Linked DNA regions of Homo sapiens: region 1 is linked to region 2. Evidence: read pairs that join two places in POLR2A ChIA-PET (ENCODE). Cell type or tissue: GM12878. All regions are shown on one strand. Links, peaks and the distances in the headings refer to the core of each region. The heading gives the core; the rest is flanking DNA.

The links. Peaks named below come from ENCODE experiments on the same cell type or tissue, not always from the same donor. Only the 100,000 strongest peaks of a DNase experiment are listed, where the experiment ranks them.
Region 1: POLR2A ChIA-PET joins it to region 2 with 6 read pairs; 2 of 35 experiments call an interaction of 5 or more read pairs at or near these places.

What each region holds. Positions count from the first base shown.
Region 1 is chr5:72,397,571-72,400,385 of GRCh38, forward strand. No RefSeq gene overlaps it. Among named protein-coding and RNA genes, the nearest start is that of PTCD2, 79 kb to the left of the region's middle. In GM12878, for the core only: no CTCF peak of the experiment used is centred there; no DNase peak of the experiment used is centred there.
Region 2 is chr5:72,303,930-72,306,744 of GRCh38, forward strand. All of the region lies in intron 2 of MRPS27 (mitochondrial ribosomal protein S27), which reads right to left. Among named protein-coding and RNA genes, the nearest start is that of MRPS27, 15 kb to the right of the region's middle. In GM12878, for the core only: no CTCF peak of the experiment used is centred there; a DNase peak (open chromatin) is centred at 1,452; H3K4me3 peaks cover 1,753 bases; H3K27ac peaks cover 2,500 bases.

The sequences.
Region 1 (2,815 bases), core at 61-2,560, 94 kb after region 2:
AAAAAGAAAGATTTTTCATTGTAAAAATAATGTTATTGTTATAAAAACTTCAAGTAATAGAAAAACAGATATAAAATGAAGTGCAAAAGCATGCCATTCCCCTGTCAATTCTTATCTAAAACCACCTAATTCTCACACCTCAGAAATAACCACTGATTAAGCATATTTTTATAAAAAATTGAATAAACAGGACAAATTTTCTTCAGATGTTTTTAAGATATGTAACCAAAAAGTATCTGAGACAGATCTCAATCAATTTAGAAGTTTATTTTGCCAAGGTTAAGGACATGCCCAGAAGAAAAAAAAAAAACCCATAATCACAGAAACTGTCGGCGGTCTGTGCCTTTCTCCAAAGATGAATTTGAGGGCTTCGATATTTAAAGGGGAAAAGCAGGCTGGAGGGGAAAGAGGGAGGGTATGCTAATCCACCTGTTGCAAGAGAAAAGGAGCAGGTAGGGGAACAGTCAACTACGTATTCCTCTGGTGCTCAGAAAATCGGCACCTTACATAAGATAGGATGAAGGCAGAGTAGCTACCTGTGGAGATATGGAACCTTTTATCTATAGCTATCTGCTTAGGAAGAGAAGGAAAGGCAGTTTCTTGTATGACTCAGCTTTCAGCTTAATTTTTTGCCTTTGGCATAGTGAACTGGGGTCCCGACTTCTTTTTTTTTCTTCCTCTCACAGATACAAAAAGAAGGTTGGAGAAAAAGAATTAGCTTTAGTCTTGCCCATTTTAAATTGGCAGAAGGGAATCATACCTACATAAAATGGATTTAAAGCTAGAAATATGCTTATAGAATGGGTAGCAAAAAGAATGAGACAAGTTTTTTCTGTTTTCTTTTCTTTCTTTTTTTTTTTTTTTAAATTCTGAGAGAAAAATGTACCCAAAGAGAGGAATTCAACTTGGGAGGAAACTAAGAAAAGATTCAGTATTACCAAGTTTTAAGAATTGAAACTTCCAGGGAGAAGTAGAGACAGAATGTGGTTCACACACCATGGGAATGTGAAGGGAGGGCTTCAGCCAGAGGGTGACAAGTGTCACCCATGGCTGACAGTGGGAATGAAGAGAGGTGGCCTTGATTGCTGGGTGCTGAATGTTAAGCCCTCAGTCATGACCCATTTAGTGTAAAGGCAAAGGAATGGTGGGATGGACTGAAACCCACTGGTAATAAGAAAAGATTAAGCAGACAATAGAAGGCATGATGTGAGAAAAGGGACATGAATGACCCCAATGGTACATTGTCTTTTTTTTAATAATTGAAGAAGATGATGATATTTAGAGGGTCTGGCTAAGAAAATGAGAACCATTGATGTTTACGAAGTAGTACCATCTGTGAAATTTATTCTGTTTTACTTTATGGTTATAACTGTTTGCAGAACGGTCTAACAATTGCAACCAGACTTCTTAGAATTTCTTTTTTCCTTTCAAAAATAGCCGCTGTATTTTTGAAGATCTTTGTGTTGGGATTAAAGCCCTAAAGGCATTGTACATGAGAAAATAAGATCCTGCAAAAGCTTTTAAAGGATGAATTAGGAGTTTGAGCCCATTTAGGAAAGAGAGAAAAATCCTCCTTAAGGGGAAGTGGGAAGAAAAATGAGGAACAAAACTGTAAAAGAGGTAGACTACAGATGTTTACGTTCACTAACTGTGTTATCGGTTTCTGAATGTGGTGTGAAAAAAATTAATAGATGATGATTGACTAGGAAGTGCTAAAATGGAGAGAAAAGAATGAATTCTTCAAAATGGGGTTAAGCTATTTTTGTTATTGTTGTTAGGCAGTTATTATTCACTGAACTAGGTTTTCATATTTTGATTTTTAAAGTATAGGAATTATGAAGATAAAGGAAATGATATTTGGGAAAATATAAGGCTTGCTTTGTCATTTTAAAACTTATTTTGTAGCACTTTTCCCACTAGAATATGTTGCATTGTTAAGTTGAAATCTGGTTAAAATCTGTTGAAAAATCCACAACCAGTATTTTCTCTATGGGATAACAACTATGAGATGACTAGAGAAAATACTGGTTGGGTGCTCAACTCTTAAGCAGCAAAGACTTAGAAGGGAGGAATTCAGAGCAAGAATTTTTTCAAGTGGGCAGATGTAAGGCAAAGTAGCAAAAGGGATTTACATCGCTTCATGTAAAGCGATGGGAAATAATGTGGCAAAACAAGCTGTTTGCACCTCCAATCCTCAGGAGTGGTTTGTACTCAGACTATCAAAATGGCAAAGTTGGAATTACTCTGTTCAAAACCACATGCTTATTTACTACATGCTAAAAGATGAAAAGGCCTACTTACATTTCAGCCTGTTGAATATCAAGAGCCCCTGTTAGGATTACGATTCTTTTGATTGTAAGGAACAGTGTGGTCCCATGCTAATGCAGGAAAAGGACTCACAGGCTGAAAACTCAGGGGAATCTGATCACTAGGCTGTGCGGAGGGTGAGAACCAGGGCAGCCTTGGGCTCTGGCTAAATCCTTTTCTCTGACCCCTTGCTCTCTCCTTCCTTTCCCTCCCCTTTCCTTCCTACCCCGCCCTTCCCCTTCTCTCCTCTTCTTTCTTGGCAAATCTCCTTTCCTCTGTCTACTGAGCTGGTGTAAAATGGCTTCCTCTAGCTATCCCACCTTGTCTCCCTCTTTTTCTTGAATTTACACAGGCTGAATCCTCGCCCTGGACTGTTCTCCCTCTTCTTAGCCTGACTAGGTCCTGTCTGTTCTCTCAGAGTCTTCTCAGGTACAGCCTCTCCCAGGTAGCTTCTGTTGATCCCCTAAGGCTGAGATAAGTGTCCCACCTGTGAGATCCCAGGATCACA
Region 2 (2,815 bases), core at 51-2,550:
TTGGACAAACAAAAACAGAAAATGTATTAGCAACAAATACTAAAGGAAATTTTTAGAACTCAATAAAATTGGTTAAATTGGGGGGGAACTGACTGTTTAAAATAATGTTATATGTGTTTTAAAGGATAAAACTTTATTATTAGACAAGAGCATATGGTTAGATGTGTGTGTGTGGACCTAAGGTGTCCTAAAGGATAGTAGAGTGTGATGAGCATTACAATTTAAGCTAGATATGCATTTTAGAAGTTAAAGGGCAACAATCTCTAAAAAAGTAGAGGATATAATCTCCAGACCAGTGGAGGGGAAAAAAACGTAAAAAACAAAAACAATCCAAAAGTAAAAATCAATCCAAAAATAAAAAATAAAGAAAAAAAAGAAAGATGAAACCAATCACAAAATGTGACAGAAATAAATCCAATTATATTGGTAATCATGAAATGATAATGTAAATAGACGAAATTTTCTAGTTAAAAGATAATGATTGTCAGATTGGTTAAAAATATAAAAGCTAGCTATATAAATCATATAAACACAGAAGAGTTGAAAATTATTAAAAACACACTAGGAAGCCAAAATAAAGCTGGTACAGTTGTATTAATATCAGACACAATAGATTACAGGCAAAAAGCAGTTTTATAGATTATGTGGGTCACTACATAATGACCAAAAATTCATTTTGCCAAGATAATTTTAACCTGGTGCACACCAAAGTAACACAGCTTCACAGTACATAACCACAAAATCTGTAGTACAGATGTGTTGAAAAACAAGCCTCTTAAAAAAGAGTGTGGTCTCTGGGGCAAAGTTGTGATAATGAAGGTCACTGAAGAAAAATATGAATCCTTTATTGAATCCTTCTAGCTTCAGGTGAGAAATGGTTTCAGTTTTTCTTTTCTACATAACTGCACATTACTGTTAACCTTTCAGGCAACACTAAACTCTTTCTGGGCTTATGGTCATCTGCATACCTTACCTAATTTATATAATAAAGAAACAGGTACAGATTATTATTGTCCTTCCTAGAAGAACTGATCTTGAAAAATACAGGCTGAAACTGTTTTTGTTTCCCACATTTTAAAAGAAAAACGAGGACACATGACATATATCATGCATTGAATATACAGAAGGAAGTATGGAAAACTAGCCTAGCAACCAATTTGGACATAGATTTTTAGACTTCCTTCTATTTGTCTGTCACCAGAAGCTTTAACATAAATAAATCCAATAAAGGAAAAACATGAAATCAAGCTTTGTGTACATATATATTAATGAGACTAAAGAACGGTGATGTGCACAAGTCAGACCCATCTCTAGAACTTGGCAAATATGGAAACTGGAAAATGAATAGATGCCACAGAGATGCAAATACAGAACTGACAAAAGTTAAGAAAGCAGACTTCAGAAAATCTCCATCAGGCCTCAAGAGCAGGATCTGAAATATTCATGCAAAAAGCCAAAGGCCTCTACAGCTGAAATGACACAGCAAAACTAAATCTCAGCTAAAATGGAAGAAGTGTCTGTAAGAGACAGACCTGAATGCAAATGTGTCAAGGAAATACTCTTTGGATTCAAAAAGGAGGTTCTCCAAAAACAAACCAACAGAAAACAAACCAACAAACCAAGAGAAACCAACACAAACAAGCAAAACAGTAACCCAAACCAAAATGTGTCCTATACTTTGTGATGTGAAAAATCACAAATAAAATATTTAATCCAGTAGGGCTCATGAATCCTGAATTCAGCTCAAGTCACCTGAGTGCTCGCTCCTTGTCAGAAAGACTCAAGAAAACTTCCTCTCATGGAACTCAAGGAGCTTCCCCATGAGGCCTGCCCTCCTACCAACACCCTACCCAGTTCCCCAGTGGTTTTCTCCTGAGTCCTGTTCACAGTGGATCCTATTCTGTTAACTAGTAAATGTTGATAACTTTTACCCTGTACCTCCCCAACAAATCAGCAAGTTAGTGGAGGAATTCCAGAGACAATGCTTTAACTCAGTGTTTATTTTAGCCAAAGGGAAGCCCAGTACAGAAACAATCAAAAGTTGAAATCTGATTGAAGTAGGAAAGCCCAGGGCTCTACAGAGCACAGTTGAACTATGGCCCTATCAATAAAAGTATCAACAGCAATGGATTAAAATGTCTCAATTATTTAAATCTATGAGTTCTTAATGACATTTTAAGAAGTCCTCATTCATCATTTTTGCAAGTTATTTTGAAAGCTAACTCATATACAAACTATTTCAGGGTAAGTAAACTGTTGATGAATGGAAGTTCTGTCATAAAAATTTCCTAGATAATAAATGAAAAGAAATGATAAAATTTAAACAGCAATAGTATGCAGCTTCAAATGAAATAACAAATCTAAGTAAAGATCATGAATGGCCTTTAACTTCGCAGAGGGGCAATCAAATGCTGTGTGCTTACTGACACAAGTAAACACTTACTATGAAGTATTTATACCAAAAGACAAAATAAAAAGTCCTGAATCTGATCAAGCCCCTTTCTCCAACTACCAGTTTCACAAGACATATGGAAGGCAGAGGAGCACGCTAAACACCACAATAAGGATGAAATCAGCAAATCTAGAATGTGGGAAACTCCAAAAAAGACCTGTTTTGTTCAATAAATAAATTGCAAAAAACTTACAAACTAAGATAGTTGAGACAACTCAACACATTGCAAGGTATGGACCTTATCTAGATCACATTTCAACAAACTAAATTAAAAAGAAATTTATAAGACATTTGGGAAAATGTGAACATTAATGGAATATTTAATATTACAGAAGTACTAGTTTTTTAGAATAGTATGATTAA